Linked DNA regions of Homo sapiens: region 2 is linked to region 1. Evidence: chromatin loops called from intact Hi-C (ENCODE). Cell type or tissue: PC-3. All regions are shown on one strand. Region 1 holds the start of TRPM1 (transient receptor potential cation channel subfamily M member 1). Region 2 overlaps TRPM1 (transient receptor potential cation channel subfamily M member 1).

What was found. Peaks named below come from ENCODE experiments on the same cell type or tissue, not always from the same donor. Only the 100,000 strongest peaks of a DNase experiment are listed, where the experiment ranks them.
Region 2: it touches region 1 in a loop (3-fold over the local background); 6 of 110 quality-filtered maps call a loop at or near these places.

What each region holds. Positions count from the first base shown.
Region 1 is chr15:31,096,891-31,101,890 of GRCh38, forward strand. It overlaps TRPM1 (transient receptor potential cation channel subfamily M member 1), which reads right to left and starts at 4,835. Exons shown (of 28, transcript NM_001252024.2): 1 at 4,767-4,835. In PC-3, a CTCF peak has its summit at 2,585; no DNase peak of the experiment used is centred here; H3K27me3 peaks cover 1,921 bases.
Region 2 is chr15:31,052,980-31,057,979 of GRCh38, forward strand. The region is part of intron 11 of TRPM1 (transient receptor potential cation channel subfamily M member 1); the gene reads right to left. Among named protein-coding and RNA genes, the nearest start is that of MIR211, 9.7 kb to the right of the region's middle. In PC-3, no CTCF peak of the experiment used is centred here; no DNase peak of the experiment used is centred here; H3K27me3 peaks cover 3,947 bases.

The DNA of each region.
Region 1 (5,000 bases):
GTTTGCTGGGGCCACCAGGGTGGGGAAAGGGTGCACGCCAGCAGGAGTGAGGGGTAGGCGGGTGAAACCCTAGGCATTCACCACAGCTCAGCGTGACGGTGGAGGCTGCCAGCACGGGAATCAGACTGCCGGGCCCCTTTGTTGCTCTGCTCTTTTTCTATGATAACGTTTAATGAATGATCCACATTCATGAAAATTAGCCAAAGAGCAATTTTACAAATAAAACAATTGGGGTCTTTTCTGAGTGTTTTCTGCTTATCTAGACAAGGTGTGTGTGGTTGATTTGCTTATCTGCCCAATCCAGGCCTGCCCTCCAGTGGGAGCAGGTAGCTGTCACCCACCCACCCACCCAAGACTACGTCCACCAAAGGCATTGGCAGGAATCACCACCCTTTGGGCCATGGAACTGAGCATTTAGGAACTATGGAGGGTATCCAGCCCAACTCTTTGCTTTTACCTCTAAGGGAACAACGTCCAAACCCCAAGGCAAATTGGTGGCCGGCTTGGCTGAGTACTGGCTTGCCTCTCAGAGCAAAGGGTGCATGCCTGTCTTTGACCCAGCACTTTCACTTCCATGGATCGATCACCTGGAAATACTTTTGCATGTAAATAGGCAATGTATGGATGCTTGTTGCAGTGTATTTTAAGCTAAGTGAAAAATTGGAAACCTCCACTTTTTTGTTAGTCTACCTGGGGGACTGATTAAACCAATTAACGACGTACCAAATCATGGACTATGCAACCATGAACAAGACTAACACAGAACTCTAAAGTGTAAACGTCTCCATTATGAATTGAAAAAAAAAGCGTAGTAAAATATTTCCGATGTGATCCAGCTCTACAGGAACAAACTTCCCGATATTCAAGAGCAGAGCTGTCCCGCATGGTAGACCCTGGCTACCTGGGGCTGTTGCGCACCTGAGATGTGGCCAGGGTGAATGGAGACATGCTGTGAGTGTGAGATGGCACGCTAATGTTCACTGTGACATGAGAGCTGAAAACGAGGTGTGTGGCAGGATTTCAAAGACTTAGAACAATAAAGAAAGACATAAAATACCTCATTAGTATGTGTTTGGTATTGACTACATGTTGAAACAATCATATTTTAGATATATTGTGTTAAATGAATTATAGAATTAAAGTTAATTTCACTTATTTGTTTTTACTTTTCCTTTTTAAGTGGCTACTACACAGTTTGAAATTATGTCTGTGGCGCGTGTGCTATTTCTATTAGGCAGCAGAGGTCTAGAATAATACACATCAGGCCGGGCGTGGTGGCTCACGCCTGTAATCCCAGCCCAGCATTTTGGGAGGCTGAGGTGGGCGGATCACCTGAGGTCAGGAGTTTGAGACCAGCTTGATCAACATGGTGAAGCCTTGTCTCTACTAAAAATACAAAATTAGCTGGGCGTGGTGGCGGGCACCTGTAATCCCAGCTAGTTGGCAGGAGAATCGCTTGAATCTGGGAGGCGGAGGTTGCGGTGAGCCGAGATCATGCCATTGCACTCCAGCCTGAGCAACAGAGCAAGACTCTGTCACACACACACAAAAATAATAATAATACACGTCAAACACTAAGCATGGTCCACAGCACGGGAGAGTAGGGATCAGGAGGAGTGTGTAAGCAGGACTTCACTTGGCTCTTCTGTGGGGTTTTCCAACTTTATATATTCATGTAGTATGCTTTTTAATGATTAACAAACAAAAAAGGGCACTGTGGCCATGATTCCCGAGGAGCAAGCTTTCCACCTCACCAAGCCTGAAGAATTTGCCCATTCCTGTGCCCTGTCTCCAGGAGAGCCAGGGCCACCTGCCATGAGCGTTACCCCTACCTTAAGGCATTTCAGGCATTACCCACCCTGGGGGAGCAGACACAGGATGGATAAGTTGTGATGAGGGAGGAGGATACCTGTGCTTGCCACTTTAATGGCAGGGGCAGACAGGGGGCCAGGGATTGGGGGAGCGGGAGCCAGAAGCCGTGAGGGAGGGGACAAGGTGCACAGCGACAAGGTCTCAGCAGCGGGGGAGGGGAGTGCTGTGGCCTGATGTTAACTTGTTTTCTTAAAGTCAGCTCTAGCATTGTAAATGCATTTTTCCCCACTTAGCAATTGAAGATACAGTTTCTGAAAAGCAGTGAGATAGATACTAATATGTGCTTTCTACAAGAGGCTGGGAAAATTGCTCCTGGCGCGATGGGCATCTGAGGTAACAGAAAAATCTCTTTCCTGGACTCTGCCTGCTCCCAATGGATGCTGTAATTCCTTCACCCATGGCTGAGTCTAACCTCAGAGCTTGCAAAAGAGGAGGATGGCAGATACTGACCCATCAGATATGCCTTTGCATATCACTGAGGGCAACATGTCTCTTGCTACTGTCTACTTAATGGAGGTTTTAAGACGTTAAATCCCCTTAATCTCTAGGTCATGGAAGGCTTGGGGGTATTGTGTCCTCTTATTCTCCTGGCTGAGGGCTTCCATCTTCCCAGGTCCAGCATTTACACACACACACCCAGACACACACACATACACTCTCAAATTATAGGACATCTTCCAAACATTGTCAATCAAAGCCAAAGCCAATTTTCTAAAAACATCTACTGCCCCCAGTAGGAGGATTTTAGGTTGATAGAAAATCTGTTTTGTTTTCACTTAGTTCAGAATGAAGATGACTCGCATCTTAAAATGCCTGAGTGTCATTTCACTTCTTGTGCTTATCAGCTTTACAGAGCAAATAAATGAGGTTGCACAGAGCCAAACCAAACACAACTCCAAACTTCTCCCAGAAAATAATCAATAAAACATAAACAGGTACAGCAAACACATTCAACATGAGTTGATATTTCCAATTACATTTTCTGGGGGAGGAGGGCTAAAAAATACACTGCAGAGAATAGACAATTTATGCTATAAATATAATTGCAAATGCCATGAATTAAAACTGCTGCTGGATAGTTCAAAACAATGGTGTTTTGAGAACCTGACCAAAGGCAGTCTTTCCCAGAATCAGTCCCGTATTCATCAAGTGCACTCATAGAGAGGCAGGGCTCCGTTCTTAATTCCTCCCTAAATATCTGATTCAGACAGAGAAAATGTGTCTCATCTTCCTTCCCCATTCTCAGTTCCTATCCCTTGTCAACGCAAACACAATTTATGCAAATATTCTTTCTTTGTTTCTTTCTTCTTTCTTTCTTTCCTTCTTTTTTTTTTTTTGATGGAGTCTCACTCTGTCGCCCAGGCTGGAGTGCAGTGGCGCAGTCTCGGCTCACTGCAACCTCCACCTCCTGGGTTCAACCTCTCCTGCCTCAGCCTCTCGAGTAGCTGGGACTACAGGCGCGCACTACCATGCCCAGCTAATTTTTGTATTTTTAGTAGAGACAGGGTTTCACCATGTTGGCTAGGATGGTCTCTATCTCTTGACCTCGTGATCTGCCTGCCTCAGCCTCCCGAAGTGCTGGGATTACAGCCATGAGCCATCGCGCCTGGCCCTGCAAATATTTTCATTCCTCCCTACCTCCCCCACTACTTTTGCTAATTTTTGCTAAGGTTTAAAAAAACATACACATTGTATACATGCACCAAAAAATCACATGTACCCCCACAATATGCACAACTATGATGTACTAATAAAAAGTACAAAAGATATATTTTCTGGGAAAAAAAGGAAAATTAATTTGTGATAGAAAATGATTAAAGAAGACAAAAAATGTAGAAATGTACAAAAGAATAAATAAACACCACCCATAAGGCCTCCATCCTAAAACAACTGATATTTCCTTGTATTTCTAGGCTTTTTCCGTGAATAGATTAGACAGGTGCATGTGTGTGTAATGAAAAACACAATAATTCTGTACGGTTATTATGCCTTTTTCTCTGTCATTTTAAAAGTGACTGCGTGATGTTTCATCCTATGGACAGACCATGATTGATGTGTCCAGCCCTCTGCTTCTGGGCGTTTGGGTTGTTTGCTGTGCTTCCCGGTAGCACACAAAGCTGTGTCAATGTTGGCATCCCTTCAGGATTCGCTCCTCAGGATGGGTTCCTAGGTGTGGACTTGCAGGGCTTTGCTGCATGTTGTTGAACTGCCTTCCAGAAACCAGTTTGCACTGCTCCCAGCAGTGAGAGGGAGCAGTAATCTCCCCTCCTGATCCTGTTCCGTGTAACCAATCTCTTCCCCAAGGCTTTCACAGGTGAAATATCAGCTGATAAAGGCTTACAAGTATAAACCCTGTCTCTCCTAGAACTTCAGCATTTTCTGGGGTTCTAAGGAAGGTGCACCTTTTCCCTGAAGCAAAGTAAGATGCTAAGGAATGACAGGCAAGAGGTTGAGGCCTGGAGCCGGGGCTCCTGAGCAGATCCCTGGCACCTGGATTTAGAAGCTGGCCCTGAGGGAAGCTCAGAGGGTTTCAGCCTCTTTGAGACCAGCTGACAGAGTACTTATCCCCTCTGTGAATCAACCTGGTGGGTCCCTTCTGCTGAGACAGCCTCTTGGAACCCAGGCTGAACACAGGTTCACCAGCTGCTCCATAGGGTCCTGTCCAGCCAGCCTCAAGAGGAGATGAGTAACAGGCCCCAGAAAGCACACCTGAGCTTGCCTGCACCTGCTCTTACTTGCACCTGAGCCTACCTGCACCTGAGGTTACCAACACCTGAGCTTAACTGCATCTGTGGTTATCTGCACCTGAGTTTGTCCACGCTTGAGTTTACCCACACCTGAGGATACCTGCACCTGACCTCCCTTCACCTGTGCTTACCCGCATCTGAGCTTACCTGCCACAGCAGTGGAATGGAGAGGGCACAGCTCAGGCTCTTTCAGCCTCCTCCTTGGCCAGGGCAGGGAGCTGGGTGAGGAGGGCCCACCCTTTAAGAGGAGCAGTCCCCATGAGGAGCATGTGAGCACTTGGGCCTGGGCCCTCATGATTGCTGTGAAGCGATGGCCCCATGACCTGACTCCCAGGCCAGAAAAGGAAGCCAGGGCCCCAAGCTTCCAGGCTGTTCTGTGTG
Region 2 (5,000 bases), 44 kb before region 1:
TAGCCACAGAATAGGAGAATATATTTGTACATCATGTATATGATAAGGGGTTCATAGCCAGAATATATAGAGAACTCCTAAAATTCAACAACAAGAAAACCCAACCTGATTCAAAAATAGGCAAGAGACTTGAATAGACATTTCTACAAAGCAGATACACAAATGGCCAATAAACACACACAAAAACGCTCAATATCACTAATCATTAGGGAAATACAAATCAAAACCATCTGAGATATTATCTCACACCCATTAAGATGGCTATTATCTTTTTTTTTCCTTTTATTTGAGATGGAGTTTTGCTCTTGTTGCCCAGGCTGGAGTGCAGTGGCACGATGTTGGCTCACTGCAACCTCCGCCTCCCAGGTTCAAGTGATTCTCCTACCTCAGCCTCCTCAGTAGCTGGGACTACAGATGTGTGCCACCACTCCCGGCTCATTTTTTTTTTTTTTTCTGTATTTTTAGTAGAGACGGGGTTTCGCCATGTTGGCCAGGCTGGTCTCCAATTCCTGACCTCAGGTGATCCACCTGCCTTGGCCTCCCAAAGTGCTGGGATTACAGGCATGTAAGCCACTGTGCCCAGCCAAGATGGCTATTATCTAAACAACAGAAAATGACAAATGTTTGTGAAAATGAGGACAAACTGGAACCCTGTGCACTGTGGGTGGAAATGTAAAATGGTGCAACTGCTGTGGGAGGAGTTTGGTGATTCTTCAAAAAATTAAAAATAGGATTACCGTGTGATCAATGGTTTCACTTCTTGGCATACCCAAAAGAACTGAAAGCAAGTCTCAAAGAAGTATTTGTACACCTACATTCATAGCAGCATTATTCTAAAACATGGGAGCAACCCAAGTGTCCACTGATGGATGCTTGGATAAGCAAAATGTGGTCTATCCATATAATGGAATATTATTCAGCCTTAAAAGGAAGGAAATTCTGACAAATGCTACAACACGGATGAACCTTGAGACATTGTTCTGAGTGAAATAAGCCAGTCACAAAAGGACAAATATTACATGACTCCACTTATAGGAGGTACTAACAGTAGTCATATTCATGGCAACAGAAAGTAGAATGGTGGTTGCCAGTCACAGGAGAGGGCAGGATGGGGAATTATTGTTTGATGGGCATAGAGTGTCCATTTTGCAAGATAAAAAAGCTCTTGAGATGAATGTTGGTGATGATTTTCCTTCAAAAATTGTTAGTCCAAAGTTTTTATGATTCAATATAAATAAATAAATTGCCTTTTGTTACCTGTATATATCAAACGTCTCTCTTTTTCTCTCTCTTCATTATGTTTTTTGTTTGTTTGTTTATTTGTTTGTTTTTTGAGACGGAGTTTTGTTCTGTCACCCAGGCTGGAGTGCAGTGGCATGATCTCAGCTCACTGCAACCTCCGGCTCCCAGGTTCAAGCAATTCTCCTGCCTCAGCCTCCTAAGTAGCTGGGATTACAGGCATGCAACATCACACCCGGGTAATTTTTGTATTTTTAGTAGAGACGGGGTTTCACCATGTTGGCCAGGCTTGTCTCAAACTCCTGACCTCAGGTGATCCACCCGCCTCAGCCTTCCAAAGTGCTGGAATTACAGGAGTGAGCCACTGTGCCTGGCCTCTTCGTTATGTTTAAAAGCATGTTTTAAGAAGAATTTTTTTTGCAAAGCTTTTACTTTAATTAATTATTTTAATTAGCAAATGACAAATTGTATATATTTATGGTATACATGATGCTTAAATATATGTATACATTGTGGAACGATGAAGCTAATTAACATATCCATCACCTCACATACTTATCATTTTTGTGATGAGAACATTTAAAATCTACTCTTTTAGCAATTTTCAAGTGCACTATACATTATTATTAATTATAGTCACTATGTTGTACAATAGGTCTCCAGAATTTATTCTTCTTAACTGAGACTTTGTACTTTTAAACCAAAATCTCCCAATCCCTCACATCCTAGCTTCTGATAACCACATCATACTCTCATGCAGCTTTTATTTTTTGCATTCAATAACAGAAAATATAGATAGAAGAATTTTGTCTAGTAATATATAGCAAATCAGACCTAAGATTGATTTACTGTGTTGGAATTCTTATGTCCTCCCTACCACAAGTTTTCTACTATATGAAGAATTCTAGATAGACTATAGATTCACAGGCACATCCTTTCTTGAGTGCTTCAACTATTAAAAGAAGATTTTGGAGACCTTATATCCCACTGTAGGGAGACAGAGAAGGACTTTTGGCTCCAGGTTACAGCCTGAGCATGTGTTTCCTGTCTTCCCTCCCTCCCCAGATACTATTTAAATGACAGCAGAGGAGTATGAAAAAGAAAAATCTATTTCAGGGAGAAGAGGCGGGCCAGAGAGTTTTTAACAAATTTCTGGAAGCATTGAAGGACCAGTTAAAACTATGGAGAGGAAGCCAAAGCCCAAAATGTGTAATGTGGAGGTTGCTCTTGAGGTGAGACCAGATTTTCCAAGATACAAAGAAGAGGGCATGTGGTGGGCAGAAGGCATGGTGACCGGAAGATGGTCTACAGAGCAGGAGGCCACACATCCCCTCCCGGTCTCCAGGCTGCCACTGTGGTGGGTGCAGAGCAAGCAACTGCATTCCTGGGCTTCACTCCCAGTAAAAACTGGGAGGATGTCTGCTAAAGAATAGGGAGGCCCAGAGCCCATCAGCCCTCTCCAGTCGGCACTCAGCAAAGCAGGAGGTTCAGGCGATACTCTCCTTCCTAAGCAGGGAATTCCTGGGCAGTCCTCCCAGGGAGGAGAAAAACCTGTTGGCAAAATGGGTTTCCATACCAATTAAGCAGTTCTATCCCTCATTCTGTAGTGTGATGGACAGCCAAGGATCTAGAGCATTTGAGAAAATCAACAGCATAACAGAAAAACCCAAAATGAACAAAAAGAACAGCTGACCAGGGAGAAAATAGAGATAATCTAGGGAACAGAAGATAACTTCAAAAAATCTAATTCATATCCTTAGATATTGCATCTGTGAGATGAAAATAGGCTAATAAGAAAATAAAATTGTTAAGGAACAAAAACACTTTCTTAAATATAAAAAGCATGAGTGCCTAAACCTTTAAAAATTGTATAAAAGCTAAAGAAAAAGTTGAGATTTCCAAAAACATACAGCAAAATGATAGAGAAATAAAAAACCGAAAATGGACGGTCAGTCTGGGAGAAGGGGACCAGCAGTTGCTTGACTAATAGAAAATCCAGATGAAGGGAAAGAGATAATAAAGAAAGAAATACTCAAAGAAGAGATAGAAGAAAATTTCACAGAGCTGATTCAGGTCTTCAGCATAAAGGGACCTTTGAAAGCCAGAAGAATTAAATGTCTACATGTGTGAAGATATGGCTGCTTGAGTTTGTATTCTCTATACACTTCTATTTTCATTTGCTTGAAATAGAAGATACATCCTTGTGAAATTTTCAAGCACTGAAAAAGCAAAGAGCAGAGAGAAAACAATGGTTCATCTATAATTGAATGAAAATCATAGGACAATCTTGAGCCTCATGTGAGGCAGACTTTTTTCAGACATGTAAAGACACAGAATGATAATTGCTGTGGTTTGAAAGTGTCCCCCAAAGTTCTTGTGTTGGAAACTGAATCCCCAGTGCAACAGTGCTGAGAGATGGGACCTTTAAAATTGTTTAGGTTATGAAATTCTGCTCTCATGAATGGATTAATGCTTTTATAGAGGGAGAGGGTTCATGATCTTGAGAGATTTGTTTTAAGAGTTCAGCCCTCTCTCGCTGTCTCTCGCTCTCTTACCCTTTCACCTCCCACCATGGGATGATGTAGCAAGAAGGCCCTGACAAGATACCAGCCCCTTGATCTTGGACTTTCCAGTTTCTAGAACTGTAAGAAATAAATCTCCTTTCTTTATCAGTTACCCCATCTGTGGTATTCTGTTACAGAAACACAACACAGACTCAGACAGTAATTCTCCCACATGCTTTTATGTAAAAGTTACTTGAAGATGTACTCCAGCAAAATGAAAAAGGAATCTGAAAGGGAGGAAGACATGGGGTCTAGGAGGCAATGGCCAGTCTCAGAGTGCAACGAAGGGATGTCTGATGTAGACAACTGTACAGTAGGCATTGAGAGCATCCAGGGAAGATGGGGGTAGGAACTCATGGGGCTTTGAAAGATTCTTCAAGAAGAAATGGGACAGTAACAATTAAGAGAATAGATATGGCTGCAGCCATAAAAAAGAACAAGATTATGTCCTTCGCAGGGACATGGATGGAGATGGAGGCCATTATCCTTAGCAAACTAAGGCAGAAACAGAAAACCAAATGCTGCATATTCTCATAAGTGGGAGCTAAATGATGAGAACACATGGACACATAGAGGGGAATAACAGACACTGGGGCCTTTTGGAGGGAGGAGAGTGGGAGGAGGGAGAGGGTCAGGAAAAACAACTAGCAGGTACTAGGCTTAATAACTGGGTGGTGAAATAATCTGTACAACAAACCCCCATGACACAAGTTTACCTACATAACAAACCTGCACTTGTACCCCTGAACTTAAAGTACAAAGTATATATTAAATATAAACTATGTATATGCAAATAAAAGTACAAAATGGCATTTTTAAGGTAATATCTGTATGGCTTCATCTTGGAAAGAGTGCAATAATTTTGCCCTAGCTCCCCACAGGGTAGCCTTTGCTGCAGCCATGCTTGATATATCCACGTTGCTGACAAGAGCCTTGATATGGTTTGGCTCTGTGTCCCACCCAAATCTCATCTCCAGTTGTAATCCCCAGGTGTCAAGAGTGGGGCCTGATGTGAAGTGATTGGATCATGAGGGCAGTTTCCCCCACGCTGTTCTCATGATAGTGAAAGAGTTCTTATGAGAATTGATGGTTTTAAAAATGTTTGGCAGCCCCTTGTGCTCTTTTCTCTCTCTCATGGGCTGCCGTGTAAGATGTGCCTTTGCTTCTCCTTTGTCCTCCGCCATGATTGTAAGTGTC